Linked DNA regions of Mus musculus: all the other regions are linked to region 4. A link is a loop called in an ENCODE intact Hi-C map of the cell type or tissue named here. Cell type or tissue: heart. All regions are shown on one strand. Each heading gives the region's core, and the rest is flanking DNA. Links, peaks and the distances in the headings are about the cores only.

Region 1 (7,964 bases), core at 1,477-6,476, 150 kb before region 4:
TGACGCTGTAGCGGAGACGCTGTCCCTATGCACCTACTAGAGTGGGCGGGATTCTTGCCGCTACAAGGTCTTGCTGCGTCCGGGATTCGGGACTCAAAGATGGGCTCCACCCGCCCCCTTTCTCGGAGGCCTCAGGGGTAGCCTCGGTTTCTGCAGAGCGCGATCTGTCTGGCAGGCTGGAGAAGTGGGGAAAACAATAAGGGTCGCTTGTGCTAGGTCTCTCCTGCTTCTGCTCATTCAGTCATACAACGATCCATTGAGATCCGCTTAAGACCCAGACCACATGAGAAGAAAAGCAGTCATGCAGCTTGAAACAAGAATTTGTCCCCATGCCTTTTAAATCCCAAAGTCACATACTAACCACCCTGCTACCAGCCGTGGCCAGGTCTAGGTTAAACCTTTCTTCCCCTACTCTCACCTGGAATCTCTGTCGCCTCTTCCATACTGGGACTATAACGTGTGAACTCTGTCCTTCTAATGCCAAAAGTCCTGGTGAGGACTGAGGGCTGCTAGACTCCAGAAGTTTGGACCATATTTATAGCTGACCTGCTGTATGAGACCTGCCCTTCTCGAGTTCAGTTTTACAGTTGTTTGATGTAAAAGCTCTCAGCCAGAATATTTTAGCAGTCTGTGGAAAGGCAACTCCTAGCTTGAAATGTCTAGACCCGGGCAGCAGGGGGGATTAAGCGCCCACACTAGATGAGGTCTAAGGTCTCTTCTTTAACCCCTCCTAACACCGTGGCAGGTGGCAGCTAGAGTGTGCAGGAAATGCAAATGAGCCACCGGGCAGTACCTTTTCAGAACTGCCCACAGATGCCTTTCCTGGGCCTCTTTGGGCTTCAGATTTCCCAGCTCTGAACCTTCTACCTAGCTGGCCCTCCTGACTTGTCTCCTCCCTAGCCAGGGCAGAGCCTGCTCGAGCTGGCACCACTTCACTACTATTTATGCCAAGAGCACAGCCTCCGGAATTCTTTGTGGGGTACAACCTGGGAGCCCAGGCTCTGAAGCTTTCTCTCAGCTGCTCCCAGTGGCAGTCTCACTCCCAGGTTGTGGGATGCTACCTCCTAAGGGAGGTGAGACCTTTACAGTCTTTCAGAAAAGCTACCCCGCAGTGTCTCTAAGAAACTACAGTGTTCCTTTTCCTTCTTGTCTAGTACGTGCTGCTGGAGGGCGGCTAGCCTCTCTCACCTCAGGCAGTGGCTGGAATGTATGTCCTTCCCTAGGTGTGGCGAAGGGTCAGACACAGTACAGCCTACTCATCCCAGCTCAGCACTAGCCATACATTTAGCGTTACTTGCCGCTGCTACCGTGGTGTTAGACATACCTCATCAGTAATCTGATCTTCACGCAGGCTTGATAATATCAGCACATTTTAAATCTTGAAAGAAAAAAAAAAAGTGGGGGAGGATCTGAAAGGCCTTGCCCGTCGTTATAGAATCGACTCTGGGATTGTTTGGCCCAGAAACAGTTGTTTCTGCAATACCTTGTACAGCTTGCTAGCAGAGTGAACCTGTTGTACAATGGGAGAGAAGGTAGCCTGGGCCCCTGTGGTCTTGTGTTCCTGTATTCCTAGGCCCCTGTGTTACTGTATGAGGCACAGGGTTTAAGCTCAAGTTTGCAAACCCCCTTAATTTGTGGAAAGTGCCCTGCCCATGTTTGGAAATCTTCCAGACTCTGAAGGACTTCTCTCAAAGAAAAACCCTGATCTAGAATTGGTTCTATAAAACAGAAGCAACTCTGGGCACCTTCCCACTCTATGGACGTTCATTAAGCATCTGCTATCACACGCTGTATAGTACAGGGCCTTGGGCTGGAAGTCTCAGGCTAGTCCCTACCTCTGCCTTACTCACTGTGTGAGTTCAGGTGGCCTTCCATCCCTTCATTTCTCCTATCAAACTGTGAGGGATTGAATAGAGCTTTTTTTCTTTTAAGTCGGCACCAACGTCTCTTTCAGTTTCATCTAGTGGCCAAAATAAAAACCTGCATCCGGGCAGGAGATATCTCAGTGATCAAGAACACATGTTGCTCTCACAGAGGACTTGGGTTTGGTTGACTCAACAGCCATAAGCAACACTAGTTCCGGGGACCACACAACCTCTTCTGAATTCTGTGGGCATTGCAAATATGTGATACATATGCATGCATGCAAGCAAAACACTCCTAGCCATAAAATAAGCCCTTAAAAGTTCAAAACAAAGCAAGCAAACAAAGCCTAAATCAAAGTTGGACTGTTCTGGCTGGGAATGTAACTCAGTGGTGGAGCGTAGGGGTCCAGGGGTTCCCCACCACAAGCAACCAGGAACTGCTGAGGTGCGCCTCTGCACACGCCTCTCCTCTCTTCCCCTCCTTCCCCTCCCAGCTACCCTGAAGTAAAATCTGGGCAGCGCAGCTCCTCCGTGGCCCTCCAAGTTTTACTTATGGGCAGATGGCCTATCAGCGTTGCTCCCTTAAGCTCTTAAAGGAGATGAGTGAACGCCAGGGAATGCAGGTGTGGACTCCAGAAGCCAGGGCCTGCTACAGAGATGATTCTGGGGCAGAATATGCACCTGGTTCCAAAACCTGACTCCAATCCAGAATGGCATTGAGCGAGTTCCATAACCTCTCTGAGCCTCTATTTCATAATTGCTAAGAGTTATGTTGATTTCGCAATGTAACTTCAATGAGATAAAGTACTGCCTTTGGCACCTTGCACCTAGGTAGAGGGAGACCAACTGGAGTCCAGCACAAATTCAGATTCGGGGCTTTATCATTAACCAGCTATGTCATTTTGAGCAAATAGTTGTACATCTCAGGGCAACCTCCTGGCAGATGTGAGAACCAAATTCTGCACAAAGAGTCTATATAGATAAACTCTCGAATGTGCTGAGTGTGTTACTTAGGAGCCAGAACATCTCTAAGGAGGCTTGGCCTCTCTTGTGTCCTGTGAAGAGGCTGGCCCACCCAGGGGTGTGGTGGCAGGGTTGGTCCTTGTGTGGTTCCTGATAACCTCAACCCCAGCAAGGAGGGAAAGGGGATAAGGTGGGCCCCTGAGCTGCTTGGGAGGGAGCTGAAGGAGCCTGAGAGAGTGGGAGCACAGCCAGGCACACTGAAGGATCCCCTGGGTTCTGGGCTTGTTTTCACTGGTAATTTGCTGTAGGACTTTGGTGAGTAGTGCCCCCTCTTGATGTCCCCTTTGTTGGAGGAGCAGAGATTCAAGCCTTCCAGCCTCTACTGTCTGTGGCTTTCTCTCTCTTTCTTCCTTTCCTTTCCTTTCCTTTCCTTTCCTTTCCTTTCCTTTCCTTTCCTTTCCTTTCCTTTCCTTTCCTTTCCTTTCCTTTCCTTTCTTTTCCTACTTGGCTGCTTAGTAGCCAAAAGGAAATGTCTAAAATGGAGCTGGCTGTCCAACTCTGAGTCCCACCACCCTCTTCCTGCCTTGTCCCTGTCTCTGCTGCCCCCTGGGTCAGAGCATCCGCCCTAAGGGACAGCCTCTTGGCTGCCTCCAGATGGCCCTTCCTCCTCCGCCTCCTGGCCTCCCATGGCTCCTGTGCTCCTCTGCTTCCTGTCTGCTCTCCTCAGCCACAGAGTTCTCTCAAAGCCAGGCTCTGGCCAGACCAGTGCCCTATTTGCTGCTCAGAACTCATCCCTGTCAAAAACCCTCCACCCCTTCTGTATGACCCCTGCTACATCCTCAAGACTTCAGACCAGTCTGCAGTCATCCTCATTCACTTTCGTAAAGGAACACTCTCTTTATCCTTGCCAGATTCACGCATCTTGCAGAACAGAGCCCAAGCCCTGTCTTCTACAAACTCTTCTGCCCTCCTCTCTGGGCCCATAGATCATGTAGGCTTGGGCTGCCAGGTTCTGCAGTACACTTATCAGCCCTGCCTCCAGGGACTGGCCTATGACTTCCAGAAGGCACCTATGAGGGTATATTGGTGGGCTGGCATACAGTAGGTGCTCCTGAAATAATGTGACACCCGGGTTTCCTTCAGTCTTCTATCACTGACTTGGCATGCAGTTATTGTCTCGTTCTCAGCAGGATGAAATATCTGCCCTATGCTAGAGTCAGTGTGTGGGGAGGGCTGGTGTGGGAGGTGGACATGAAGTCAGCACAGTCCCTGCCTCCTGCAGAAGCTCTGTCAGCTAGCCACAAGATAAGCCAGTGCCACAAGGAGCTGTTATATAAGAGAGATTATGAAGTGGGCAAGAAGGAAGCTGTGGCGGTGGGAAAGGGAGAAGTTGGTGGCATGCTTACTTGAGGGAAGGCTGCACAGTGTAGGGAAAGGTGATAGCATGGCATCACAAAACAAGTGCTTGCCTAACGTGTGTAAAAGTCTGGGGTTCCGATCTCATCGTCATCCCTGCACTTGGGAGGTAGGCACAGGACAATCGGGAGTCCATGGTCATCCTTAGCTACATTCAGGAAATTCAGAGCCAGCCCTGTCTCAAAAGAAAACCAACAAAATGGGGGAAGGAGGGGAGACAAGAAAGTACAGTGTAGGGCACTGATTGGCCAGCACAGAAGGCTCCTTGGTCGCAGGAGCTCTAAGAAGCCACCGACCGGGACGGTGCATGTGCCTGTCCGCGTCAGTCATACATACAGTGCTTGGTACACAATGAGCCTACTGCCTCAGCCCACACAGCAGGGTCTTAGCAGTACTTGGCACTAACAGCAAAATTCCAGGGCATCTTAGTTTCTGCTTATCTAAAATTCTTGTCAAGCAAGTTTGAGGCCAGCCTGAATTACATAGTAAAACCCTGTCTCAAAAATCAAAGCAAAGCACTCAGGCTGGGGCTGTAACTCAGTAGTTGAATGCTTGCCTGACATGTCCATGGCATCACAAAAAAAAAAAAAAATTGTAACCTCTGAATCCGCCATAATTGTAGGCGTTTTTCATGGAGTATTTGAAGTTTAAACGCTGCGGTGATCAGTGCTTCTCACAGTGAACACAGGAAGAATCGACTCGGTTTTTCTTTTATTCCTAATTTTCTGATTCTTTGCTAGGACACAATTTACAGTTATTAGAAAACTAGTGGGGGGGGGGGGGGCTGGTGATATGGCTCAGTGGGTAAGAGCACCCGACTGCTCTTCCGAAGGTCTGGAGTTCAAATCCCAGCATCCACATGGTGGCTCACAACCATCTGTAACAAGATCTGACTCCCTCAAAAAAAAAAAAAAAGATCTGACTCCCTCTTCTGGAGTGTCTGAAGACAGCTACAGTGTATTTACATATAATAAATAAATAAATCTTAAAAAAAAAAAAAAGAAAACTAGTGGGGTTTGTTTGTTTGTTTGTTTTTAACTAGCAGTCCTGTGAACCATGGCCCAAATACTATTATGACATTGAAATTGCTTTGAAGGTTCTACAGGTATCCCTGCCTTACCTTGCCCTGGAGAGGGAGCAATTGATAAAACCACAGCATGAGGAGCAGAGGCTGTAGAGGGCGGGAGGCGGGACCGTGGGAGCCAGCCGGCACCCCAGGCACATGTCTTTTGTTTCCTGGTGCCCCCTACAGAGCTGAGGCTGCAGCAGACACCCAGGAGCCGCCACTCCATCCAGCAGACTTCTCTGTGTTCCACTGCCCCGACCATGCACCACCAGTCTGTTCTGCACAGCGGCTACTTTCACCCACTGCTTCGGAGCTGGCAGACTGCTGCCTCCACCGTCAGTGCCTCCAACCTCATCTATCCCATCTTTGTCACGTGAGTCCCCCAAATGGGCCAGACCCTGGATCTGCCCAGGGTAGGAGCACGTGTGTGACTGGAACAGGCAATGGGATTGTTGGGAGGAGGGGGGCCTTAAAGTGGGCTGTGGGCTGGAACAGAAGGTTTTGTGAGTGGCCTGTGAGGTTAAGGACAGTAGTCTTTGGAACCGTACAAGCCCTGAAATGAAGATGGCATGTCTTGGCCAAAGTCACTTAAGTCAGAATGTATCTAAGCTGGGACACAAGGACCCTGTGACTTGAGAGTCCAAGTCCTCCCAGTGATTACTGTTCTTATTGCAGTTCTCACTGCCACATTGTTGTTCCTGTTGTTATTTCAGGCCCTGGGCTTGCCCAGGCACGGGAGCCACACACAGGATCCTATGCACTCCCTCCATCTCTACTTCCATGTCTCTTCTCATCCTTCCCAGGCACTGTTGCCACCACCCCTTCCCACAGCCATCAATCCATAGCCCTCCCTTGCTCTTACAGGGATGTTCCTGATGATGTCCAGCCTATCGCCAGCCTCCCAGGAGTGGCCAGGTAGGAGGTGTGGTGACTGTCAAGGGGATGGTAAGAGAAGAGATTTCACGGGTGAAAGTACCAGGAAATAGAAGCACGCCCAGCAGGTAGCAGATTTGGAAAGGCACTGTGGAAAGAAGGATTTCATGGGAGACTAAGCTGTTAGCCAGTACAGAAGACGACCTCGTAAAGTGACAAGCGTTCTATCATCGGGGACATTTGTGGCAGAGGCTGCTGCAGGCAGAATCTGGGCTTGAGTGGGACTTGAGTAAAAGCCATGGAGTAGTCTGCCACAGCTAACTCTGTAGCACTCTGTTTATGACCCTGTTTGCCCACTCCTGTGGTGGGTATGTTACTGCTTATCCCTGGTCTGTGGGTCTTGCACTCTGGGTTCCTGCACAGCTTGGCTCTTCACTGAGCGTTTTGCTGAGGAGCTCTCACATGCTAGCCAGCCTGTTCCCACAGAGCCGTAGCCCCAGCCTACAGCCAGGCTTTTAGCAGAAGCATTGTTTGAAGGGGTGGAGGCCTGCGCAGGGCACCTGTTACCTTAGCACTTTACATTTCCTTACCCCGTCCCTCCCCCAGGTATGGCGTAAACCAGCTAGAAGAGATGCTGAGACCTCTGGTGGAAGCTGGCCTGCGCTGTGTCCTGATCTTTGGCGTCCCCAGCAGAGTTCCCAAGGTGAGAAATGGAAGAGTTGAGAGGGGAAGATGAGGACTGGGCACACTCTCAGTTTGTAAAGTGCGTGCTGCTCCAGCTTGAGGGCCTGAGTTCAGTCCTAAGACCCGTGATGAAAGCTGAGCAGAACGTGCAGAATGTGATCCGGTGCTGAGAAGGCAGAAACCTGGGTCCCTGGGGTTTGCTGGACAGCTGGTCTGCCTGAATTGGGGAGTTCGAGGTTCAGTGAGAACCTGTGGCATGGTGGTACACATCTGTAACCCCAGCATGGGACTGCATGGGGGGCAGCCATGTCTCTCTGAGTTCAAAGCCAGCATGGTCTATATAGCTAGTTCTACGCCAGCCAGAGCTACACAGTGAGACCTTGTCTCCAAAGCAAAGAAATTCAAGGTGAAAAATGATTAAGGAAGACACCCAGCTTTGACCTATGGTCTCTATGCATACATGCACCAGTGCACGCTCTCACACAGACACACATACACGTGAACACATGTATACACATATAAGAAGGAAGACAGAGTGTGGAAGGGCTGAAGTGTCATACTCTGTGTGTCCTTGCTCTGCCCTGTGCAGGCTCTGGGGCCACAGTTATATTGCTGCCTTGCCTGCCTTTGGCCCAAGATCAGGAAGCTCATAAGTAGGACTGGGACACCGTAACGGGATGAGTCAAGTCCCAGTCCAGCTCCAGGCTTCTGTTGTCCCCTCTACAGACAGGGCCAATCCGGTGTATACTCATCTAGAGTCTGATGGGATGAAAGGAGAAGGTTGGGCCTGATCTTTGATGGCAACCACTATGCCTTTTGAAAAGCATCCGTAATAGACATACCACCTTGTCCTTCCCCTGCCTCCAGGATGAACAGGGCTCTGCAGCTGACTCTGAGGACTCCCCAACTATTGAGGCTGTCCGTCTGCTGAGGAAGACCTTCCCTTCCCTCCTAGTGGCCTGTGACGTCTGCTTGTGCCCCTACACCTCCCATGGCCACTGTGGTGAGTCCCACATCCCCTCTTGTGAAGCCCACCTTTCCTCCAGGGTAGGCACATACAGGGACTCAAGGTGCACTCCCAGATCCATCTGTCTCGT
Region 2 (7,964 bases), core at 1,069-6,068, 140 kb before region 4:
GTTACTTATCGATAATGTATACTGATGCTCTCTGGGACACATTTGTAATGTTTTCTGATATGTGTGACCACCCAAACTGGAACTAACCCAAATGTCCATCAGCAGTGAGATGTACTTCATTTGTGAATGGACGAATGAGACAGCCACACAGTGTGATATGGATTAACATTAATAAAATAATTAATAAAACATAGATGCAAAGGAAGATTGAAGAACATGCCTGCTGTGATTCAACATATACCCAGCTCACAAACAAGTGAAACTACAATTGAACCTAGGAGAGGCTGGAGACAGGTCCGTGGTAGAAGGGTACTCACCTTGTCCGGGTTCAATCCCAGCAACACACACACACACAAAGAAGTGGGCCATGGTGGCTCATGCTTATATCTCAGCACTTAAACTGAAGCAGGAGGATTGCTGTGAATGAAATAGGGCAACCCCATATTTCTGGGCTACTATATGAAATCCTATATCAAAAAAGGGGCAAGGTGGGGGTTCTTGCTACCATTTGGGGGATAAACAACTGAAAACAGAGATGTTCTAGGCATCTAGATTGGAGGGGAGATCTGGATAGCAGACACAAGAGTATATATTCATATTGTGAAAATTCAAAAAAAACTACTTTTTAAAAGATACGATCTTACTATGTATCCCTGGCTGTCCTCAAAGTCATAGATGTCCTCCTGTCCTCTGCCTTTTGAATACTAGGATTAAAGACATGTACCACCACACCCAGTGTAGACATTTTTTTCTGTTTTAACTGAAAAAAATTTTTAAGTAAATGAAAAATTCAAAGTAATGAGAGATGTGTGGTTGGCAGTTGTGCCCTGCCTTGGTTTCCCTGTGTCTTCAACAGGAGACTCAAGGATGGAAAATACTTCATATAAGAAACTTTATTTCCCAGCCAGGGGGTGGTGCATGCCTTTGATCCCAGCACTTGGATCTTTGAGTTCAAGGCCAACCTGGTCAACAGAGTAAGTTCTAGGACAGCCAAGGCTACACAGAGAAACCCTATCTTGAAAAATCAAACAAGGGTCAGGGGTTGATTTGATTTCCCAGAGAGAAAACACCACAAGCTAGCATCTGCAGAGTAAGAAGCCAGGGGGCTCCGATGGACCAAGGGGTGAAACTGTCAGGGGATTTTAATAACTGAGTTATGGGATGAAAACATCCATTAAAGGGTACATATGTTTTTCTGTTTGAAATGGGATCATGCTCCATAGCCAAGGCTGGTCTGTAACTTCTGCCTCGGCTTCCTAACTGGACTTGCAGGTTTACCACCACACCTGGCTAAGTGTACCCAGCTTTGAAGCTGCAAATCAAAAAGAAGCTAGATTCAGAATATCAAAGACCACCACCATCTTTCCTATGACATCCCAGGCTATTTATCTGTGTATTGTTCCTTGCTGCTGCTAACCTAGAGACAATAAAAAGTAGATTCTAGTGGCCCAACAGTTAGGTCAAGGTCATTGGCCCAGGTGAGCCAATCAATACACGCTGGCAAACCCTCTTTGGAGATGGGCAGCGTGCTGTGTAGTATGTGACCTGAAACAAAACCCTTAAGCACCTAGAAGTCTGTTTTCTCTCCTGAAAAGAATCTTCTTAAATGCTCAAAGAGGTTTTCTGTGTGATCTGACTTGATATCAACCATCTGTCACTGTGCCAACAGCACATGGAGAGACCTACCAAATGGCAGCTGACATTGATTATCTTGGAAATCTACTTAAAGCTAGCCTGGATTCTAGCTTTACTAAGTTACTCGTGTCTAGTCTCCAGGGTGGCAGAGTTGGAATCAGAACCTACAGGCTTAGGTTTGAGGTGACCCTGAAAAGAGATACAGTCAGGGATTCCAGGATTCTCTGAAGAACAGGTGGGCCTCTGATGTCCTGGCTATCCTTTCTACCTCCATTTCTGAGGAGCAAGCTTGTTCGGCAAAACCAGTCTGGCAGGTGAGCTGACTGCTCTGTGACTTTGCACTTTGCTTTCTGAGGCCCAGGGAGAGGGAGTTGAGTCCATCTAAAGTCCACAGAGCCAGGAGATAACAGAAGATGTTTTAAGAGGGTACCTGTGGGGGAGGGGAAGAAAAGAGCAGAGGGAAGCCCTCCTGCCCCTGCCCCCCAGCCAATTCCTTGGCAGCACTTACAGCTCATTTCCGTTATGAACTTGGTTTTTGCCTGATCCTCCCATGTTCGCGTAGGCAGGAAACTGACATTTTCCTGCTCTATCCACGCGTCAGACACAGAATACAGGTGCTTACTTGGCACCTCACGAATCAACTAGGTTGAGAGGAAAGCTTTGCTTTTTTGCTTTCAACGGTACTTTTGAATATAAACGTGTATTTCAGTTATGAAAACCGCATTTAAAGGGAAACTCTTCTTTCCTTTAAATGTTTGTTTGTTTTTTGTTTTTTGTTTTTTTACAGAGAGAAACTAGGTTAGACAGACACGGCGGTGGCACGCCCATTATCCCAGCACTTGGGAGGCTGAGGCAGGAAGATGCTCAGGACCCGTTTGCCTGCATAGTGAGACCCTATCTTAAAACCAAGTGTCTAGGTTATTGCAGTCAACAAACTGTGTGTGTGAGACAAGAAGTTCCCTTCTAGAACCAACTGGGGTCTCTCAGAACAGAAAGGGACAGAGCCTTGCTGGAGTCCTCACTGCGTTTGGGGAGCCGGCCTGAGCCCTAACCCCACTCCCCGCCATTGCCATTCCCAAGTTAGTCTAGGTCCCCTAAGTGTCTCCATCCCACGGAGGCGGGGGCCGGGGGATAGAGATGAGAAGCAAAGAGAACACCTGGGTTGTGATAATGAGTATAAGGGCAGTGGGGAGGAACGTGATGAGGGGTGAGACAGTGACCTTAAGAAGCCAGGGGACGGTGAGAGGGCGTGAGACAGGGAGCAGGGAAGCTACGGGGTAACCTAAGGGACAAGAGGCCCAAGACTCAGCGTGGCGAGTGACGGGCGCGAGGGAGGAGCTTGGTGACGCCTAGAGTGGGGCGGGGCGAGAATCAATGGCAAGTCCGAGGGTCGCGAGCTACTGATCGCCTACATAGAGCCGGTGGAGCAGCCGCTGCGTCTCAGGTCTCTTTTCCCGAGCCAGGTGGGTGCGGAGGCCCGGGGCTGGGTGGAGGGTGCTAAACCGTGGGAATCCGTGCAGTCGAGCTGGGGACGCTGGAGGCCAGCCAGCAGTGGACTTGGCCCCGGAGGCTCCAGTCTCGCGTCCCGCTGCTTTTAGGGTAGTCAGTCCTGCAGCGGAGCCCCAGCCCCGCTATGACTTTTGTCCTGAGACATCCAGAGGACTTTCGGAACCAGTCTGGTTCCTGGCTGGGCCTCAGCCTACCTACCTGCTCGATGAGAGCCCTTTTAAAGTTGTCTCACTATTTCGAGCTGACTTAAATCTCTTCTTTGTCACATTTCTTTACGCGCCCCGCCCCCACACCCCTCCTCACCTCTGTTTTGTTTGGCTGCATTCTGAATGAACCCCGGACCCCACAGATTGAAAGACACAGCTAAGCAGTCCCCTCTGTCTGGAGACAAACCTGCAATCAGTCTCTGACTCCAGGCAGAGAACTGACAGTTGGGTATTTGGCACTAATAACTCCAGGGAGAACTTGCAGCTCAGAGCCAAGTTGGAACGGACTGTCTTCTGTCCCACTCTTCCCAGGCTCAACATAATCCAACTTTTAAAAGAATATAAACATGGGTAAGCAAAGGCAGCCCTGGCTAGAGTCTGGACATTTGGGTTCTAATCCAGGCTGTTGGCAGGTTCACAGCCCCTCTCTGGTTCCACCAGCTCCTCACCAGTTATGTTGTTGGTCAGAGTCTCCAGGAACCTTTCTCTTTTTTGACATTACTAGTAATTTTTTTAAATGAAGCCAAGTTGGAAATTTTATTAATAACATTTTAATGCAGGATTAAGCATGAGGGTTAGGGGGGAAAGAAGGACTCTGAGGAAAGTCAAGCATACTCAAATATAAATATGGGTTTCTTAAACAAGGGCACCATTTTCTAATAATTGTAAAAGGGTCATGGGCTGGAGAGATGGCCCAGAAGTTAATAGCACTGCTGTTCTTCCAGAGGACCCAGGTTCGATTCCCAGCACCCATGTGACAGCTCACAAATGTCTGAAATTCCAGTTCCAGGGCATTTGACACCTTCTTCTGGCTTCACAGGCACCAGGCGTGACGGAGGTGCACTTATATACATGGAGGCAAAACCACATACAGATAATGGCAGGCATAACTGCTTCCTGACTTTGACCTACAGGGCTATGCACCTGAGCTCAGCTCTGCCCAGAGCACTAGACTTTGCCCAGCCTCAAGGAAGTTTATATATATTTTTTCTGTATGTTCTTTCCTCGGGATTCCTCAACCTGCTAAGGAAATTCCCTGAGTTCAAAGACTGACTTTGGTTCCAGATTTATAGCCTCATGGCACATACCAACTTCACTGTGCTTGTTTTATAGGTTTTTGGTCTACAGAGAAACCCTTAGTATTTAATACCTAGAAATGCCACAGGGGATGGAAAACTGTCTTATTCCCCAACATCGGACTCATAAGATGTCCAGAAATGTGTTTTGAAACAAATGCATAAATTATTTCATTTAGTCCAAAATTTTCCATTGGGTGTTTTTTTTTTTTTTTTAAATGATTTGTTTTCTCACCTTCATGTGTGTCTGTGTGAGGGACTGTCCCCTGGAGCTGGAGTCACAGTCAGTTGTGAGCTGCCATGTGTGTGCTGGGAATTGAACCCAGGTCCTCTGGAAGAGCAGCCAATGCTCTTGACCACTGAGTCATCGCTCTAGCCCTGGGTTTTACTTTTTAAGCCAGATTTAGCCCAGCTAATCTCAGACTTGCCATATATCCAAGGAAGACTTTGAACTTCTGATCCTCCTGCCTCTTCCTCCTGCCACTATGCCTCCTTTATTCCATCTGGGGATCACACCTAGCTTTATGTGTACTAGACAAGCACTCTAACCAGCTGAGCCACAACCCTAGCTCCAGCCCCAAGATCTTGTGAGGTGGGCACCCTCGTGCTTCTCTTCCAGATGAGACTCACGGGTATTTAGAGTAACTTCCTCCGGTCACATACTTGGTACACCAGGATGCCAGTCTCTGACAGCAGGGCCTCAGCATCTACCTCACCTACCGATTTTTCATTCCAGGATCTTGTGCTGAAAGCCATTTCCAAAGTGCCTTGGGACAGCCTACCCCTCTGACCTACACAGCCTGGAAAAGAGCCACTGTTAGCCTGTAGAGGGGTGGCCTGAACCAGCTCAGTAGCTCCTTTGATTCTGGGATCTGCACTGAACTTGATCTCCATGGCACACCGGCTGCAGATGCGTCTGCTGACGTGGGATGTAAAGGATACTCTGATCAAGCTCCGCCGACCCGTCGGGGAGGAATATGCCAGCAAGGCCCGGGCCCATGGAGTGGTGGTGGAAGACATAACCGTGGAACAAGCCTTCAGGCAGGCATACCGGGCTCAGAGCCACAACTTCCCCAACTATGGCCTGAGCCGTGGCCTTACTTCCCGTCAATGGTGGAAGGACGTGGTCCTACACACCTTCCGCCTAGCAGGGGTCCCAGATGCCCAGGCCATGACTCCAGTTGCTGACCAGCTATACGAAGACTTCAGCAGCCCTTTCACCTGGCAGGTGTTGGAGGGGGCTGAGATGACCCTGAAGGGGTGCCGTAAGCGGGGTCTGAAGCTGGCAGTGGTCTCCAACTTTGACCGACGACTAGAGGATATCCTAACAGGCCTTGGCCTGCGAGAACATTTTGATTTTGTTTTGACTTCTGAGGCTGTGGGCTGTCCTAAACCCGACCCACGGATTTTCCGTGAGGCTCTGCAGCGCGCTTGTGTAGAACCTGCAGTGGCGGCCCACGTGGGGGATAGTTACCTCTGTGATTACCAGGGGTCTCAGGCTGTGGGCATGCACAGCTTCCTGGTAGCGGGCTCAGAGCCTCTGGACTCTGCAGTCAGAGATTCTGTACCTAAGGAACATATTCTACCCTCCCTCTCCCATCTCCTGCCTGCCCTTGACCTTCTGGAGGCCTCAAGCCCTATGTCATGAGTCTGGTGAGGGAAGTAGCTGGGACCAAATAAACACTGGAGGCAGGGAGTCCCTTCTCTCTCACCTCTCCTGCAGAGGGAGGTGTCTCGGCTCTCCTGCTGCAGCCTCCATAATTTAATCTGAGCATAGAACTGCGAGGGCTTGGCAGTAGCCTGGTCTCTGAGCTCACTACTCATCCCTGTGTTCCTTTTTATGTATTCTTATTATGTGGGGTGTGTGTGTGTGTGTGTGTGTGAACGTGTGGGATGTGTATCATGGTGTATGTGTGGCGGTCAGAAGATGATTTGTAGGCGTTGGTCTCTCATCTTTACGTGGGCTCTGGGGATCAAACTCAGATCACCAGAGTTTGTGCCATGAGTGATATCACCCGCGAAGCCATCTCGACAGCTCCCTCTATCCCTTTTTCTAACCCTGCCCCGATCGATTCCATATCCGCCGAGGGCCCATCCATTCACAACCAGGAACTTTTTGGCTTTCTGAGATGGGTTCTCTCTAGCCCAGGTTGATGTGGACTTAACTCTAGTCCACGCAGGCCTGGGAACTCATAATGATCTTCCTTCTGAATCAGCCTTCTGAATGCTAGGAACGCAGGTGGGAGCCATTTTCAAGAGCTAGGGAGGTAGATCAGTGGTAGAGCAATCACCTAATTGCTAAGGTCCGGGTTTCAACTGTAGGCATGCATGGGCACACACCCAACTTACAGATACTGTTTTTACAGTAAGGGCTTTTTGTCACTGGAGATCTGAAACCCCACTGTGTAAAACACAAGGTCAAAAACAGCTCAGAGAAGTTGAAATGGAAATCCTCTCCCCAACCTGGGAACCTCAGGGTCAGATGAGTGTAAAGTCAGGGTGCTGGGCTGTTCAATGGACAGGAACACTCAAGGATGTCCATTAGCATCCTTGAGTTGAAGACACTGTAATTTACCCTAAAAAAGAACACTGTTGACATGTGGCTGCCCTACATCACATACCCTGCTAAATTCTTTACTTTAAAGCTCTCTAGTGGGCAGAGGTAGAGTGACCTTGCCCCAACTTAACATAGGAGCAGGGTAGCACATGTCTGTAACCCCAGCATTCTAGAGATGGAGGCTACATAGTGAGTTCAAGGCCAGAGTGAAACAATACCTTAAAACAAAACAACAAAAAACCAGACATGGGGGCCTGGTAAGATGGCTCAGTGAGGGATATAGGGAGACGCACTGGAGAGATGGCTCAATGGTGGTTAAGAGCACTAGCTGCTCTTCCAGAGTACCTGGATTTGATTCTCAGCACCTATGTGACAGCTTACAACTGTAGTTCCAGGGGATTGATGCTTTCTGCTGGCCTCTGCAGGCACACACATGGAGCACAGACATACATGCAGACAAAACACCATACATATAAACAAAAATCACTTGTCAAAACATGGTGACTGGCAGTTAATCTGGGACTCCAGAGTTGGAAGGAAAGAACTCATACACATACACACAAACACACACTCCCATATGAACACACACCGTTCTCCAAAGATCTCCCAGTCATTCATCCTGGGACCACATTGTGCATGGCAATAAGGGGCTGAAGCAAAGCAGTGATTGTCCACCAGCCAAACTCTGTGACCACCCCAATTTGTTTTCACTGTTCTGTTTGCAATCCTGGGATTGAACTCAGAGCTTTTGGCGTGCTAGTCAAGTGCCCTGCCGCCAAGCTTCATCCCCAGTCCTGGCAAGAAGACCATTATTCTCAGATGAACTCCTTATAGAAGAAATGGCCAAAGGACTTGCCCTTGGTTCCAGTAACATCTCCAGTCTCTTGATGCTAAGGGGAGCTCTGACCGGCTTATTTCTAAGCATGTACCTAAGGCTGCCAATCAGCATGGAGCCAGTTACCAGCAAAGACATTACCAAGT
Region 3 (7,964 bases), core at 1,295-6,294, 160 kb before region 4:
TTCTGATTAGGAAGGGAAGGGAAATAAATACAGGAGGAGGGAGGATAAAATAACAGGAGAAATAGTCACAAGGAATCCTTCTTTCACTATCTACCTAAAATACCTACAATACACTTAAGTCAGTATATAAATGTCCATATACAGTTTAAGTGAAATTCCCCATCTGAGTGCTCCCTGTAAGAGTCATAGACCGGCTAACAAAAACCACCACACCAGGTATGAGAAGCTCTCTCTTTAGTTGTTGGTCAGGGTTGTCCAAGAGACTCCTAAAACATTATAGACTATTACTATTGCCCTTGGTTACCCGCAAAGGAGGAAAGTAAGTCCCTATTACTGAAGACACAATACACTTCAGACAAGGGGTTCAGATTAGCCTGAGAGCCTCCTCCCTGGGGACTATCTTTCATGGTACCAGAAGGTGCTACTCAGGTTTCCAAAGGAAAGAAGCAACCAACAGTACTACCCAGCTATGGCCCTACAAACCACATCAATGACCAGCATGGTGCCATAACTCTAAGGTTGCAATAGAGGCATGCATACCTTGGTGGGAACCAACAACTCTCTAATAGATCTTATGACCCTGCTCAACATGTGAGAAATGTACCTGGTCCTGGAAGCCTTGTCATCTACTCAGGGCTAGTGACGTCACGGATCTTAAAGGGGAACCTACAACCATCCATTTACTAAACCGGGACAGTCCCTAACTACACTCTAAACATTTGTCCTTCTACCTACAGATAAGTGCAGTCCTCACCACTCATCAAGGAACCTTCTCTTTGCATAGGACAGAGATCATTACTGAAAACAAAGTCCAATCAGAATGCAGTCACAAAGCCCAGTCCCTACGGATACATTGGCAACACAGCTCCTGCAGCTAAGGCACAGGGACTACTGTAGAAGAAGGGGCAGGAAGATGAGAAGAGCCAGAGAAGCAAGGGGTTTGCAGTGAGACTGTAAATATCAGAAGCTACACTCATGAAGTTCCACCAACATAACTGCCTAAACACGCGCCGAATAAGGGCACGTGAACAACAACATGCTGACAGAAAAGAAAAGCCTCAACCCTAGATAAAGAACCACAGGCAACTAATGAATGCCAAGATCTGAAAAATAGTCTCACCCAGGGAAGACCATACAAGTTGATTATCCAATACTAAATGGTCAGCCCTTAAAACATACATACAAATAACATTATTCTGACTGGACAGATTGTACCTCTGTGTGTGTGTGTGTGTGTGTGTGTGTGTGTGTGTGTAACAACAAAGAAAAAGAGGCAATGAATTTGAAAAAGGGAGGGGTACTTGAGAGGGTGTGGAGGAAGAAAAAGGAAGGGGAAATGATGTCATTATATTATGATCTCAAAAATGTTTTAATTATTTTTGTAAAAATTATAGAAACAGGCTGGAGAGATGACTCAGTGGTTAAGGGTACTGACTGCTCTTTCAGAGGTCTTGAGTTCAGTTCCCAGCAACCACATGATGGCTCACAACCATCTGTAATGGAATCCGATGCTCCTTTCTGGTGTGTCTGAAGACAGCTGCAATGCACTCACATACATAAAACAAATCTTTTAAAAATATATTTTAAAATTGTAGACAAATCATATAAGATATAAACTTCTGTGTATGAAGTTATAACAAATACCCAGTAAATAATATCAGGCTGGGGAGTTGCCTCAGTAGCTAAAACACTTGGAGGGCCAAGCATGAGGCCCTGAGTTCAAATGTCCAGAACTCACATAAAACCAGGCACAGCAGACATCTGTAATCCCATTGCCCCTACTTAAAACAAAGCAGAGAATCCTCTGAAGCTGATGGGCTGCCCTGTCATCAGATACTGTGGACAGCCAAAAAGAGACCCTGTCTTAAGGTAGAAGGCAGTGCCCAATTTCTGACCTCCACACCAGCACCATGGCAAGGGATGTGAATGTCCATACTCACAGACATGCAAGTACATACATTATACACACAGGGAGAGAAATAAATAAAGTTATACTAAACTATTATCAATCCCTCTTTTAAAGATGTTATGCAGTCACTACAACTATCTTATTCCTTTTAACATATAATTCCATTGTATTCATTTCTTTGGTGGGCATGGGTGCCATGGGGCACATGAGAAGGTCAGCAGGAAGGCCATCCTGAAATGAGCCCAGAGACTACACAGTCTTCAACCCAAAAGTGTCTTCATCCACTGAGTCATCTCACCCTGTCCCCTTTCTAACTTTTAAGGACATTGTCGGTTTCTTCTTCTATTCAACACATTTACTGACTGTCAAATGAGTGGACCTGTTTGGGGCGTAGAGAGTAGCAATAAACAATCTCTCTGTTCTAAACAGCTTCTAATTTAAATTAGAGATAGGAATCTAGTGGCCTGGGCTGCACCTGGCCTACTTAGCTTGGCAAGCACTTTGAGCCAATGTTTTAAAAACTGAAATGGTCCAGAATGTTAGCTTTCTGGCTTCTCTCCTAGATCACAAGGCCTGACAGCACCAGTTCTAGATAAATAGTGGCTGGAACTAAGGCTTATGACATCTTTAATCCAGGCCTGTTCTAAGTGCAGAGTTCTTTCCACCAGAACAATCCCTCAGTATTGTTCATCATCCCAACCCTGTCGGGTTGTTTTTGTTTTGTTTCTCCAAATAGGGAAAAACTTCTTTGTAATGTCCCCATCAAAAATTTTAAAAAAAACACGTTTTGGAACAACATGTTTTAAAAAGAAAGAAAGAGAGAGAGAGAGAGAGAGAGAGAGATATGAAGGAAGGAAGGAAGGAAGGAAAGAAAAGAGAAAAGAAAAGAAAAGAAAAGAAAAGAAAAGAAAAGAAAAGAAAAGAAGGAAATAATCCAGCATTAGTTCTCAGTAGGAGTATTTTTTTCAGTACTTAATTATACAACTTAAAGCAACATTGAAAATGTAAAATCAAGTGATGATTTTTGATAAGAAAAATATACAATGAATCACTTAATGATTTAAAAAATACAACTTTAACTTGGGTTTTTGAATGAGAATACAATGCATTATTCTTACAATCAAATGATTCTTGCGCTTTCAGTACCGAACCAGACCAAATTGAGCTCCGAAGTCTCATCAGGCGTCTTTTGATATTGCCCTTGTTACTGCTGTCCTAGTAAAGTAATGGCATTTTTTTAAACGAAATTTTAGATTAACACTTATCCTTAATATAATTATCACAAAGTTGTGAAGGGCATAAGATTAAAGATGGACAATACTACTGCATCAATCGGTGCAATAGAATTGAATGAAAATCTACACTGAGTTCCGAGCCAAAAAAAAAAAAAAAAAAAAAGGGCGGTGGGCACTCAAGTGTCAGTCGTTCGCGATTTTGCGGGATCAAAGCAGATTCCAAAGAGTTACTACGTTCTGAGCCTCTGGAGACAATGCTGAGATTGCGAAAGCGCGTTAAAGCTTTGGCCCCGCCCACCTCTTATAGAGAGCCCCGCCCACTTGGCAGTCCGAGTCCCGCCTCTCCCGGCTCAGTCTACGCCTACCCTTTCCAAGCTAGGCACCAGGCCACACGGTTGCCTAGCAGCGGCGAACGGCACGCTGGGAGAATCGACGGAAACCTCAGAGAGTCAAACTTAGTGTGGTGCGAAAGCTCTCGCGATGTGTAGTAGAGAAACAAGCCTGGAGTGGAACGTCCGGGATGCCGTGGAAGCGGATGGAAATTTCAATGGTCCTAAACCATTGCGACATGGAAAGCTGGGCTACACTGGGGACTTGTGGCGGGGCTGATGTAGCAGAGAGGCTGTGGTGCGCAAAGCACTGTGGGACACTGGCAACGTGGGGTAGGACGGAAGCCTCCGAGGGTCATATTTTAGCGACGCGGGAAGTCCAGACACCAGAACTGTCTGGAGACCTGAGCAGGAGGGTCGGGCCCCAGCGGAGGCAATGGCGGAGAGGCCCGAGGACCTAAATCTGCCCAACGCCGTCATCACCAGGATCATCAAGGAGGCGGTGAGCCGCTCGGGCTGGCGAATGGGTCGAGGGCGGACGTGTGGGCAGAAGGTTAACAGAATCCGCGTGTGTGTTCATCTCCACTCTCCTCGCAGCTCCCGGACGGTGTCAACATCTCCAAGGAGGCCCGAAGCGCCATCTCCCGCGCCGCCAGTGTCTTCGTTTTGTATGCCACATCCTGGTGAGCTGAGCAGAGGCTGAAGGGAGGCGCAGCGGGATCCTGACCCCGCGTTCGTGGCCTGGAACCTACAGGCCCCAGTTCCCTGCCTCAGTAGAGAGCGACTTACGGCTCTCTTCCAGTTGTCACACATTCTGGAGCAGGTTAAACAAGACGGTTACCGTAGCCCTTTGTATGGGAAGGGGATGAACTGAGCCATGCCACACACACACACAATCCATTCATCTACGATAAATACGGCTTTCCCACCCCATTCCTGGGGGTCATGCCTCCACCCACTCTGACAGCTTCTGAAGGGCGTTGCTCTTTCTTCCAGTGCCAATAACTTCGCAATGAAAGGAAAGCGCAAGACTCTCAATGCCAGTGACGTGCTGTCAGCCATGGAAGAGATGGAATTCCAGCGATTCATAACACCATTGAAAGAAGCTCTAGAAGGTATCCACGTACTCTTCTGTCTCTTAAACCATATATAAAAAAAATGCTCATCAGTATCAGTGCCATTAAGTCCCGTTCAATAATACAGGACTGGTCATAACTCCCCTCTGTTTAGTTGGTACCATCTCGGGTATGTGATAGGGGCCTGGTTATTCCACCTGTGCCTCGGTTTGTCTAATTAAACCATAATATCCTGCTTCCTTACAGCGTACAGGCGGGAGCAGAAAGGCAAGAAGGAGGCTTCGGAGCAAAAGAAGAAGGACAAAGACAAAAAGGATTCCGAAGAGCAAGACAAAAGCAGAGAGGAGGAGGAGGAGGATGAAGAGAGACTGGACGAGGACGACCAGAACGAAGAGGAGGAAATAGACAACTGAATGGAGAGAGTAGGCAGACTGTGGCGTGGTGGAGGGGACCCTGAGATCCTGAGACATGTCTGTGTGAAGGCTTTCCCTGCAAGGCAGAGCCATCTTCGGCACTGGTGCCTGAGATCAAAATAAAAGCTGACCAGAAAGATCAAAAAGAACTCTTCCCAGGCTCAGAGCATCTGAGTTACAGAAACCGGTCATGCGTCATCAGTCTGCAGGTTAGGATGTTTTTGAATAAGCGATTCTGAGTGACTACATAGTTTGGTATTGCTTGTCTACTTAAAGTATATGGCTAGCTAGTTTCTGATCCCATTTCCCTGCCCCTCTGAATAAGTAATAACATCCATGTTGCCTGCAGTGTTCCAAGTCACAGAAGCACTAAAGGCTCAGGGGGAAACAATGGGGCTTTGAGCCTGGTCACCCAGTTTGACTGTACAGTAGTTGACCATAGGAACTCGTGCTTAGAATGGCTGCTCTCTAGGAGATGACTAAGGAGCTGTGAGCGAGCGAACGAGGAAATGTCTTCACCTGATGGTAGCATTACTTACTTGGTGTCTGGCTTTCTAGACTTACTTAGCTTTGTAGTCCTCTAGTGACTGTAGATGCTCAGTCGTCTGGGGTGGCTGCACTCATAGGACACACACTCTTTAATTCTGAGTGTTGATTAGAATCTGTCAAAAAAGGTGCCAATTCTTAAAAGCAGGGGCTTAATCTTGGAGGTAACTCAGTGCCTGCCATGGTAGGTCCTAGTGCTACCTCCTGGAAGGTATAAAATCCCAGATCCATCTCCCAGACTTATGGCTGCTGCTTTTCATTCCCTGGGCTCATAACAAGTTCCAGAGACTTTATTTCTTCCAGGCACAGCCTGTTCTGTCTCCATCTCTCTGGCTTCTGCTTCCCAGCCCGGCTTTCTCCTCCTCTTACTTATTTCATCTTCTAGTCTAGGGACTCTGATAACATATGTCATATTCCAAAGTGCAAGGTCCTCAGATTCCTTAGTCCTAATCTCCTGCCTTCTAAAGAGAGTTGAGAACACCTCTGAACCTTACGGTAAGAGGAATGGTGCTCAGGAATGTAGCACCACTGCTGTGGCTTCGAACGTGTCTGTTGGCCTTTCTTTTTCCCCATTGAGTGCTCCAAGCACTTTTTCCTGTCTTAGTTGTGCACTTGAGGCTGACAGGTGATGTAATATAGTTGGACACTGTTTACTAGTAATACAGGGAAGAGTTTGGTGAGAGTGACTGGAGACTGTTGAGAAGATTTTAATGCTTTCTACAAATAAAGAACATTCTTGTTTAAAATGATGACTCATACAATGTGCTTTTGCAAAGGACTCACCAAGACCCCCCTCTCTCTCCCCCTACCCTCACACATAGGCACACAGTCTTGTGTCTTGCATTACCAGCAGGTGAATGAGTATCACAAGTTAAGGGCACTGTTCTTAACCACAGCCAACATATCCTGAGATTCTCCTGGTTACTTTGCATATCTCACTAGCTCCCACTTCTGTTTGTTTGTTTGTTTTGGTTTTTTGAGACAGGGTTTCTCTCTGTAGCCCTGGCTGTCCTGGAACTCACTCTGTAGATCAGGCTGGCCTCGAATTCAGAAATTCACCTGCCTCTGCCTTCCAAATGCTGGGATTAAAGGTGTGTGCTACTACTGCCCGGCTAGCTCTCACTTATTAAGTTCTAAGTACTTTCAAGTATTCTCATCAAGCAACATTGCTATTGCCTCTACTAGCTCTTTTTTTTTTTTTTTTTTTTTTTTTTTGGTTTTTTCGAGGCAGGGTTTCTCTGTGTAGCCCTGGAACTCACTTTGTAGACCAGGCTGGCCTCGAACACAGAAATCCACCTGCCTCTGCCTCCCGAGTGCTGGAATTAAAGGCGTGCGCCACCACACCCGGCTATTAACCACAGCTCTATGTTCTCCAGTACACACAGTTCTCAAGTCATAAGTAAAATTTATAAATCAAAATTCACCAAGAACTGCAGTGGTCCTTTGGTTAATAATAGGCCTTTTCCTTCCCAGAAGAAACATTGTTTCTTAATTCCCAAGAGCACGGTGCTAGACCTACCCTTCAAGGCCCATTTGTAATCCTGTGACGTCCTTTGAACTCAATTTCAATTGTATGTACTAAGTACCAAGTAGATCTTCCTAGAATATACCTTTGCTTTCAATGAGATCAAATCCATAGTTAAACCTGTTATTCAAGGCTTGTGTAAGAAGGGCTCACCCTACCATCTAATCTCCGCCATAAGGCTGTCAAGAATGGAAGGGGCTCAGTGACATAGCGCTTGCTTAGCTAGCATGTTCAAACAAAACCGAAAACCAAATTCTTCCATGTCTTTGGTTTGTTCTGCTCAATCCCTTAACTAGACTTTAACATTCTAAGAAGAAACCTTTTCTGGGAATGGAGATTTGGATTTAAAAGTAAGGAATACAACATCTGGAAAGAATCTTTGAGGTCTTCCATAAGTTTTTTCCCTGTTGTAATATCCAAAAATAAGTTCAAGACTACCCTGTACCTTCCCCCTTCAAAAGGACTTTCCAAACTGTACTAGCAGGCCAAGTACAGAGCCAGATAAAAAGCTGGCTGACTAAACAAATATAGAAACATAGTTTTAACGGTCAAAAACAAAATTAACAATCCTCCTGCCCCGCCTCACTAAAACACACACAAGGACAGACAAAATAAGAGTCACCCTACATAAACCAACCAATGTCTAAAAAGATTATTGGCTACACCAATTAAAATAAGCCAAACTACCCTGGTGCCTATATCCAACCCTTACAAAGGTATAAAAAGTGTGTTCCTTCTTTGTTCTGGGTCTCTCCTCCTGCCTGCCAGCTGAGAGGGGAGTCCCCAACATGCTGGATAAGTAAAATCCTCATGAGTTTTTGCAATGATGGTGGTCTCTGTGCTCTTTGTGGGTGAGGGTTTTCTGACAAGCTACAACACTCTCATACCCTTCACCCAGCTTCTCTTGTTACAACTTTAAGTTCAATTTTTC
Region 4 (7,964 bases), core at 1,277-6,276:
AAGGGTTCCTCTTGGACGGCCCAGGTGTCAGACCTTTTTTTCCCAGAATGAGGAATCACTGTAAGGTAGCCACAGATAACGTAAATAAATGAGCCTGGTTGTGTTCGGACAAAACTGCAGAAACAGGCAGCGAGATTTGTGGGTAGTCTGTTGATCTCTGAGAACCACATTCCAAGTAAAAGTTGAGGTATTAGGTTAGAAACAACAAACCCACAGAGGATATTTGTGTTTTAAACTGGAGTAAGACATGGAAAATGTGTACAGTTCCATACTTTCGCAAACTTTAGTTAGCCAGTCATAGTCAGCGCAGCAGGTGAAAGGGTAACCCTTGTCGCGACAACATTCGCAAAGCCCCCTTAGGGTAGTAGTGTGTAGCTCAGTGATAGAATGCTTGCCAAGCACGAGCCAAACCCTGGATCCAATCACTGGTACCATGGAAACACGAATCTACCTGTGTTTGCTAAAGCTGCCCTTTCAACCTGGAAAACCAGACCTCCCAGCTTCCTCCTGGAATCCTACTCATCTTCAAACTGTTTATGCAACCCTACACTTCAGCTAGTTTAGAGGCGATAAAGGAAATGTTTAATCCCTAGAACAAGGTGTTATGCAGATTGCTTGAGGTAAGGCATGGTAAACATTACATAGGGCACTGGTATATATCTTAAAACTTCAATTCAGCCGGGCAGTGGTGGCGCACGCCTTTAATCCCAGCACTTGGGAGGCAGAGGCAGGCGGATTTCTGAGTTCGAGGCCAGCCAGGTCTACAGAGTGAGTTCCAGGACAGCCAGGGCTACACAGAGAGACCCTGTCTCAAAAAACAAAACAAAACAAAAAAACAAAAAAACCCCCAAAACAAACAAACAAAAAAACCCCAAACACTTCCATCCAGTTTCCCTGGATTATAATGACTGAGATTATACTGAAGAGATATGATCTTTTCCTCCTTTGATATTCTACAGTAATTTCTTAGAGGGTTCATTTACTACCTACACAAAATCTAGCATTACACACAGTAGACTCTCAGGTGAAGTTTCTCTAGTTGTCTTATAATATTTCTGCTTTTAGTAACTTGAGTGAATAGAATACTACAGAAACATTTTTAATCTCCATTTAATCCATATCTCTTTACCACTGGAGGAGATTAATATCAGTTTGCCTGATATAAAGGTTATCTTTTGCAAACTTGACTTGAAAGGAATTATTAAATTTGCTGTTTCCTAGTTAATCTTTTGGGGAATGATCTGTTCCTTTTTTAAGGTGTTTAGGGAACTGGCCCAAACTCAGTGAGTTCAAGGCTGGGAGACAGGAATTCAGGTCTCCTGACTCCAATTCCAATAGTAGTCATCTGGATATTTTAATCCAGGAAGACTAGCTTTCCAGATGCACCAGATTTTATATTTCCTTTTTTTTTTTTTTTTAAATTAGGTATTTTCTTCATTTACATTTCCAATGCTATCCCAAAAGTCCCCTATACCCTCCCCCCACCCAACTCCCACTTCTTGGCCCTGGCGTTCCCCTGTACTGGGGCATATAAAGTTTGCAAGACCAATGGGCCTCTCTTTCCAGTGATGGCCGACTAGGCCATCTTCTGCTACATATGCAGCTAGAAACACGAGCTCTGGGGGGTACTGGTTAGTTCATATTGTTGTTCCACCTATAGGGTTGCAGACCCCTTTAGCTCCTTGGGTACTTTCTCTAGCTCCTCCATTGGGGGCCGTGTGATCCATCCAATAGCTGACTGTGAGCATCCACTTCTGTGTTTGCTAGGCCCCGGCATAGCCTCACAAGAGACAGCATTATCAGGGTCCTGATTTTATATTTCCAATTCTAAGCCTGAAAGACTGAGGAAGACCCATTTCCAACTTTCCCTTTCTTATGTTGCTAATGAAATTCACCCAATCACCACACACACCAGTTTTAGGGTTATTGAATACCTAAAGAAACAGCGTCCTAGCTGGGCAGTGGTGGTGCATGCCTTTGATCCCAGCACTTGGGAGGCAGAGGCAGGCAGATTTCCGAGTTCGAGTTCGAGGCCAGCCTGGTCTACAGAGTGAGTTCCAGGACAGCCAGGACCACACAGAGAAACCCTGTCTCGAAAAACCAAAAAAAAAAAAAAAAAAAGAAAAGAAATAAAGAAAAAAACAGGGTCCTTTCCCAAGTCCTATGCCACACAGTCTAGGTAAGGGCCAGGCTTCCTCACTCATCAGCTCTCTAAACCCTGATACAAAGGACCAGGTCTGCCCTTTACTCTGTGTGACCTCGGACTAGTCACCCAAGTGGCTAGTTCCCGTTTTCTTGTACACCTGTACATTTCAAACACCCACCAGAGAGGCACCTCCCCCACAGAATGCAGGGAAAGAGCTCTGAGACTTTCTTGGGTTTTGCTCACTTTTTTTTTTTTTTTAAAGAATTGTTAAAATCCAGTATAGTGATATAGTCTTCAATCCCAGCACTGGAGAGGCATAGGCAGGTGTAATTCTGTGAGATTCCAGGATAGCCTGGTCTACATAATGAGTTTTAGGACAGCCAGAGCTACATAAATAGATCATCTCAAAAATAAATAAATAAATAAACAAAAATAAAAGAAAGAAAATAAAAATAAAGAAAGCGTTCCTGGAATAAACTTATCCATTCATTCCTACCCACTCAATTTCACAAGTTAAACAGAGCTACTGCTACAGGCTCCAGTCCTACCACCCAGATTCCAGTGTATCACTGCTTTACCAGTCAGATTTCACTGTTCTAACCATCTTAATCTGTAAAATAAACACAGGAAGCAGGCCAGCAGCCTTATCCTCAGATAAACAGGAATAATTTACTCACAAAAATTGTAAGTAACATATAATATTTCTAACTACACTATTTCCCCTTCCCCCTCCCCTGGAGTTTTAGACAATAGTACAGTCACCTTCAATGAACAAAAGAGACCAAGCAACCCAGACAGTTCACAGCCAGTACAGCATTTTTATCTTTCTGGAAGCTACCTATAAAAGACAAGAGCCACTGCTTGGCTCTTTGGGTCGCACGGGGGAAAAAAAAAACCGAGAGTAAATTAAGGAACAAGGGAACAAAGCTAAGTTATATTATTCAATCTAATAAAAAATTAATGAGAATCCACTGTGGGCAAGAAGACTTACAAGTTAGTAGTTCAAAAACTGTAATAAAAAGCCCCACAGGGGAAGTGCCAAGAGGTACAAAGTTCTCTGGGAGAGAGCTTCCAATCTCTTTAGTATCATCAGAAGAGACTAAAACATTCCGGAAAGGGACACTTACAGGATCAACCTGACTGGGAAGAAAACCAGAAAGAACTCCAATGAGAACTGTGGAAATGGACACTGGGACACACTATCTGCTTAGCCACAGCGTGGCTAAGCAAGATCGTTCAAAAAAAAAAAAAAAAAAACCCAAAAACAAAAACAAAACAGGCTAACCAAAGAAATATAGAAGAAAGACATGCAACAGAGTGGGCGAAAACTGGAGGCAGAAAAGTCAGCGACAACCAATGTTGACTTAAAACCTTGGCAACAAAACTCAGCTCAGCAAAACTGGATTGAGGACTTTCTACCTTCAAAGTCTCGTCCATCATCCACCCTCCCGAATATCCCAGCTCTTCTGGACCTCTCTTATCTGGACTTTAGAAACAGGGTCCTTTCCCAAGTCCTATGCCACACAGTCTAGTTAAGGGCCAGGCTTCCTCACTCATCAGCTCTCTAAACCCTGATACAAAGGACCAGGTCTGCTCTTCACTCTGTGTGACCTCGGACTAGTCACCCAAGTGGCTAGTTCTTCTGTCTTCTTGCCTGCAGATCAGTTTATTACGAAGAGACCCGGATCAGACTCGATGATTTCAGAGATTTAAAACCTTGAAAAAGCGCATATGGAGACACTGGACACGCGGTCCTTTGCGTAGATGGGGAAACTGAGGCACCGAGCACCCTGCCCTAAGGTCATAACAGCAATGTCGCTGTAAGATCCCTGCCACTGTTCGGCTCAGATCCCATGACTTCTAGTCCGGGGCTCTTTCTCCTTCCGCCCAGCTTAAGGGAGCTGCGGGGGGTCCAGGGTTCGGGAGGGAAAAGGACAGCGAACACGCCGGGTTTGGGAAAAGGAGGGGAGTGACCTTACCTTCACAGGGTAAGCCCCGCCGCCTTAGTCTTCCTCTCAGAACTGGATCCCCTAGTCCGGTACGGACTTCTACCAAGCCCCCGCCACTACTGCCCGGCTCGACGTGTCCCACGACCGCAGTAAAGGCCGCGGATTCCCGCCCTGGACCCGCCCCCTGGGTGATCCCACCAATCACCGCTCAGAACCTAGGAACTCCACCTCCTCGGAGGGCTGGTGAGGCCTTGCGTCACTGGGAGCTCACCTCCTCATTTGCCTTTGCTCCACCTCCTCCACCGCTGGGTCTCCTCTGGGCCTCACTACCCTGAGAGAGTTTGTCCTGCCGGAAAGCAGCTCGCCGCCACGGCGTTTTACGTTACCGGCGGTGACAGGCCCTGGGAACATCCAACTTCCTCCTCCCTTCAGCTGGGCGAAAGCCGACGTGATGTTCGGTGCCGGAGACGAGGATGACACCGACTTCCTCTCGCCAAGCGGCGGGTGAGTGATTGAGGAACGGGACCCGAGCGCTGGGCTGAGAGACTGGCGCGGTGGCTGCAGGGGTCGGGCTCTTCTCAGGCCGCTTCCCAACTTCCGGGTCTAGACAGACCCTCGGCGCGTTCCACCGCTCAGCCTTCGCATTCTGAGTAGCGGTGTCACCTCGGCCCGTCTGGGTTCAGGAACTGGAACCTCCCTTGACACCCTTTTGCTTTGTGAATCACACTTTCTCCAGTGAAATGGAGAGGATTGCTGGGGAGACTGCTTGCCTCGGAGTTTATATAGGAGTCAGCTCCTATAATAAATATACGAGCTGTAAACTCAAGAGACTTTCTCTTCCCCGAGAACAGGATGGTGACACTTTGAACCAGGACCTGGTGGGCCATCTCTGGCATCCTTCAAAGCCTACTTCAGAGGTTACCTTTTTGGTGATTCTTTGCTTTCACAGTCCCGGGAGGAATAGTCTGCTTCATCTTCCATATTTCCACAAGCCTTAGCACATGGAACCTACTGAAATCTAAGCCCTGACTGAACTGCTTATGGTTGCTCATTTCTGTCTAGGTCTCAGAACAGTAACTCCTGGTGCACATTGATTGCTCACGAAGTGCCTGCGAAATTATGCTTTTTAAGCCCTAAGGTGTAACGCCAATGGGAAAGACTATTCGTTTTCTTCTGCTTTCAAACATCATATATGCCATCTTGGGAGAGAAGTCTTTAACGGCAGGCTAGATCCACCCCACCCCCCCCCTTTAATAATTAGCTCAGTGTTTTCCCTTGCGTTGTCCTAGTGGACCTCATGTCTCCCTTCAGACTTGTTAACTGCAAAGCTCACATCTTTGCACAGCCCTTCTTTGAACGCCTGCTTTACAAGTTTTGTGCATAGTGATGAACCTACTTAAGAATGACTGACACATCATCCTACCAATAATGATTAGTCTCCTAGAATACTGGGCAGTCAATACAGGAGTGACCATAAGATGACTGGCTTTCTTTTGATTGTGTGTGTGTGTGTGAGAGAGAGATGTATGCATGTATGCATGTTGTGAACATCTTTGTTGAGGACAGAGGTTCAGTATCAGGGGTCCTTCTCTGTACACTTCCACTTTAGTTTTTGAGACAAGTTTTCTCACTGAACCTGAGTTTTCCATTTTGACTAGACTGGTTGTCCAGCAAGCTCCCAGTATCCATCCATCACCACACTTGTCTTTTTTTTTTTTTTTTTTTTTTTTTTTTTTTTTTGTGGTTGCTGGGGATCTGAACTCAATACAATAAGCACTTTACCCAGCCCCTCTTATTTGGTCTTCAGTACTTAAGATCTTTTGACACCCAGTGAGTGGCTCTGCATTTCTCTCTGACCAGCACATTCTCCCGGGACCCCTGGGAATGCCTGCACCCACTTAGCCCCACTTTGAATTCATTTAGTTGCTCCATTACTTTTGAGTTGACTGGGCATTGTATCCTTTCTTTCCTATGTTATCCAAAACATTTACAGCCTCTGCTGCTGTTGGCTGGACATTCAGCTACAGCCTGTTTTATGTATGCCTGTGTATGGGGCCTTTTGAATATCTTCAAGGTTTGTTTATTTATTTGTGACATGGTTTCACTATGAAACCCTGGCTGGAATTCTTTATATAGACCAAGCTGACCTTGAACTCACAGGATTCTGCCTGTCTTCCCCCTGGATGATGGGATTAAAAAAGCATGTGCCATCACACCCAGTCTCAAGGTATATTTTAATTTCATAATCTTTAGTATGTGAGAATATTTGAAGACAGTTTATGAAGGTATTTTAAGGCTTCCAACTTTCATGCATCAAAGAATCTGCTGCTGACGAGGCAGACAGTGACAGTCATGTGCTCTTCTGATTCCTTACCCAAGGAATCAATCTCCTTTCCCAGGAAGGCTTAACTAAGAATTGAAGATACTTTACACATATGATTGTGGGTCCTAGGCATAGAAAACAGACAATTTGATGATAAAAGACTCAACAGAGAAAGCTACACACAGATACATTTTTGTCCCCTGTAGTAGCTAGGAAAAAATAAATTTTGTTCCCGGTAGTAGCTAGGAAAACAGAATCAAACTTAAGAGTAAGACTAGGAAAAATGAGTTGGAGAGGTAGCTTGGTGGTTGAGAGCACTGGAGGAATTGGATTTGATTCCCAGCACCCACATGGTGGCTCACAACAGTCTGTAACTCCAGTCCCTGGAAATCCGAGACCATCTTCTGGCTTTTTGGGGTACCAGGCATACAAATGGTGTTTAGGCATACATACAGACAAAACACTAACACATAAAATAAAATGAAGAAAAGAAGACCAGAGAAAGTTTTGTGTGCATTCTCTGATTTGGCTGTTCCTCCATTGGTTTTGTAAGGAAGTAGAACATCTGACAGTGAACACTGCAGCTCTTTCCAGTTCCCCTTTTATAAATGTGGTTTACTTTAAAACTGCTTCCCTAAGTTTGACTTAACCTTCTGACTTTCTTGTTCCTACTCAGGCTATTGAGGGCTAACTGAAGCATCCTAAAGTCCAGGATGGCTGTTTTCAGTGACTGATAATCTGCTGTTCAAGTTCCCGGGCCTCTTTTTGTTTATTTACTTGCTTGTTTGTTTTTGAGACATGATCTTACTGTGTAGCTCTGGTTGTCCTGGTACTCACAATGTATACTAGACTGACCTCTGACTCAGAAATCTACTTGCTTCTTCCTCCTGAGTGCTGAGACTAAAGGCATGAGCCACCAGGCATGGCCAAGTTCTCCAACCTTAAAGTCAGTGGTTAACCTAAAAGTAGTAATCAAAAGACATGCCTTCTCCTTCTTTCTTAGCCCTTTTCCCACCATTATATTATGACTTTGAAATGAAGAAATAGGCACATGTCTACTAAGTATTTCATATTTGACTTCAGGTAATACAGAGAGGAATGAGATATAGTTCCTATGCCTAAGACACTTTATTTAAGCAGTAGAATAAAATCAATCCAACAATAATAAACATAATCACCAAGCTCTTAAAAATTTATATATTTAGTGTTAATGTGTAAAAGTGTGTGCACAGGGCATCAGATCGCCTGGAACTGGAGTTACAGGATGTTGCGAACCATCACCTTGGTGCTGGGAACTGAACCCAAACCTTCTGTAACAGCAAAAGGTGCTCTTAACATCTGAGCCATCTCTCCAGCTCCCACAAGGATTTATTTTGAGATCACATCTTACTATGTTGCCCTGGACGTTTTTAAATTCCTGAGCTCAAGTATTCTACCAGTGATCTTCTGAGCAGCACTCCCACCTGACTTAATTTTTTTATTACCAATTATTTGTGTGTAAGCAATTATTCCTTATCTAGATTTAAGCTTCGGGCCAGCAAAATGG

Evidence for each region. Peaks named below come from ENCODE experiments on the same cell type or tissue, not always from the same donor. Only the 100,000 strongest peaks of a DNase experiment are listed, where the experiment ranks them.
Region 1: a loop joins it to region 4, with 2.8 times the contacts of the local background. A loop is called at or near these places in 5 of 42 quality-filtered maps.
Region 2: a loop joins it to region 4, with 2.2 times the contacts of the local background. A loop is called at or near these places in 5 of 42 quality-filtered maps.
Region 3: a loop joins it to region 4, with 5 times the contacts of the local background. A loop is called at or near these places in 3 of 42 quality-filtered maps.

The regions. Positions count from the first base shown.
Region 1 is chr4:62,511,793-62,519,756 of GRCm38, reverse strand. It overlaps Alad (aminolevulinate, delta-, dehydratase), which reads left to right. Exons shown (of 12, transcript NM_008525.4): 2 at 5,497-5,683; 3 at 6,175-6,225; 4 at 6,790-6,886; 5 at 7,735-7,870. The coding sequence starts at 5,571. Among named protein-coding and RNA genes, the nearest start is that of Alad, 4.3 kb to the left of the region's middle. In heart, for the core only: a CTCF peak has its summit at 3,456; DNase peaks (open chromatin) are centred at 2,456, 3,006, 3,476, 4,106 and 1 weaker place; H3K4me3 peaks cover 3,664 bases; H3K27ac peaks cover 3,573 bases.
Region 2 is chr4:62,497,292-62,505,255 of GRCm38, reverse strand. Hdhd3 (haloacid dehalogenase-like hydrolase domain containing 3) reads left to right here and starts at 3,056. Exons shown (of 2, transcript NM_024257.1): 1 at 3,056-3,098; 2 at 5,163-6,202. The coding sequence starts at 5,319. The coding sequence ends at 6,074. It overlaps Bspry (B-box and SPRY domain containing), which reads right to left. Exons shown (of 7, transcript NM_138653.1): 7 at 7,958-7,964. In heart, for the core only: no CTCF peak of the experiment used is centred there; DNase peaks (open chromatin) are centred at 2,145, 2,955 and 3,615; H3K4me3 peaks cover 1,684 bases; H3K27ac peaks cover 1,935 bases.
Region 3 is chr4:62,520,942-62,528,905 of GRCm38, reverse strand. Pole3 (polymerase (DNA directed), epsilon 3 (p17 subunit)) reads left to right here and starts at 3,892. Exons shown (of 4, transcript NM_021498.2): 1 at 3,892-3,975; 2 at 4,071-4,156; 3 at 4,470-4,588; 4 at 4,796-5,108. The coding sequence starts at 3,910. The coding sequence ends at 4,962. It overlaps 4933430I17Rik (RIKEN cDNA 4933430I17 gene), which reads right to left and starts at 3,285. Exons shown (of 14, transcript NM_001356421.2): 1 at 3,028-3,285. In heart, for the core only: no CTCF peak of the experiment used is centred there; DNase peaks (open chromatin) are centred at 3,525 and 3,785; H3K4me3 peaks cover 1,991 bases; H3K27ac peaks cover 1,360 bases.
Region 4 is chr4:62,357,005-62,364,968 of GRCm38, reverse strand. Fkbp15 (FK506 binding protein 15) reads left to right here and starts at 4,373. Exons shown (of 28, transcript NM_001045528.2): 1 at 4,373-4,599. The coding sequence starts at 4,547. Slc31a1 (solute carrier family 31, member 1) reads right to left here and starts at 4,268. Exons shown (of 5, transcript NM_175090.4): 1 at 4,126-4,268. In heart, for the core only: no CTCF peak of the experiment used is centred there; a DNase peak (open chromatin) is centred at 4,378; H3K4me3 peaks cover 3,094 bases; H3K27ac peaks cover 2,376 bases.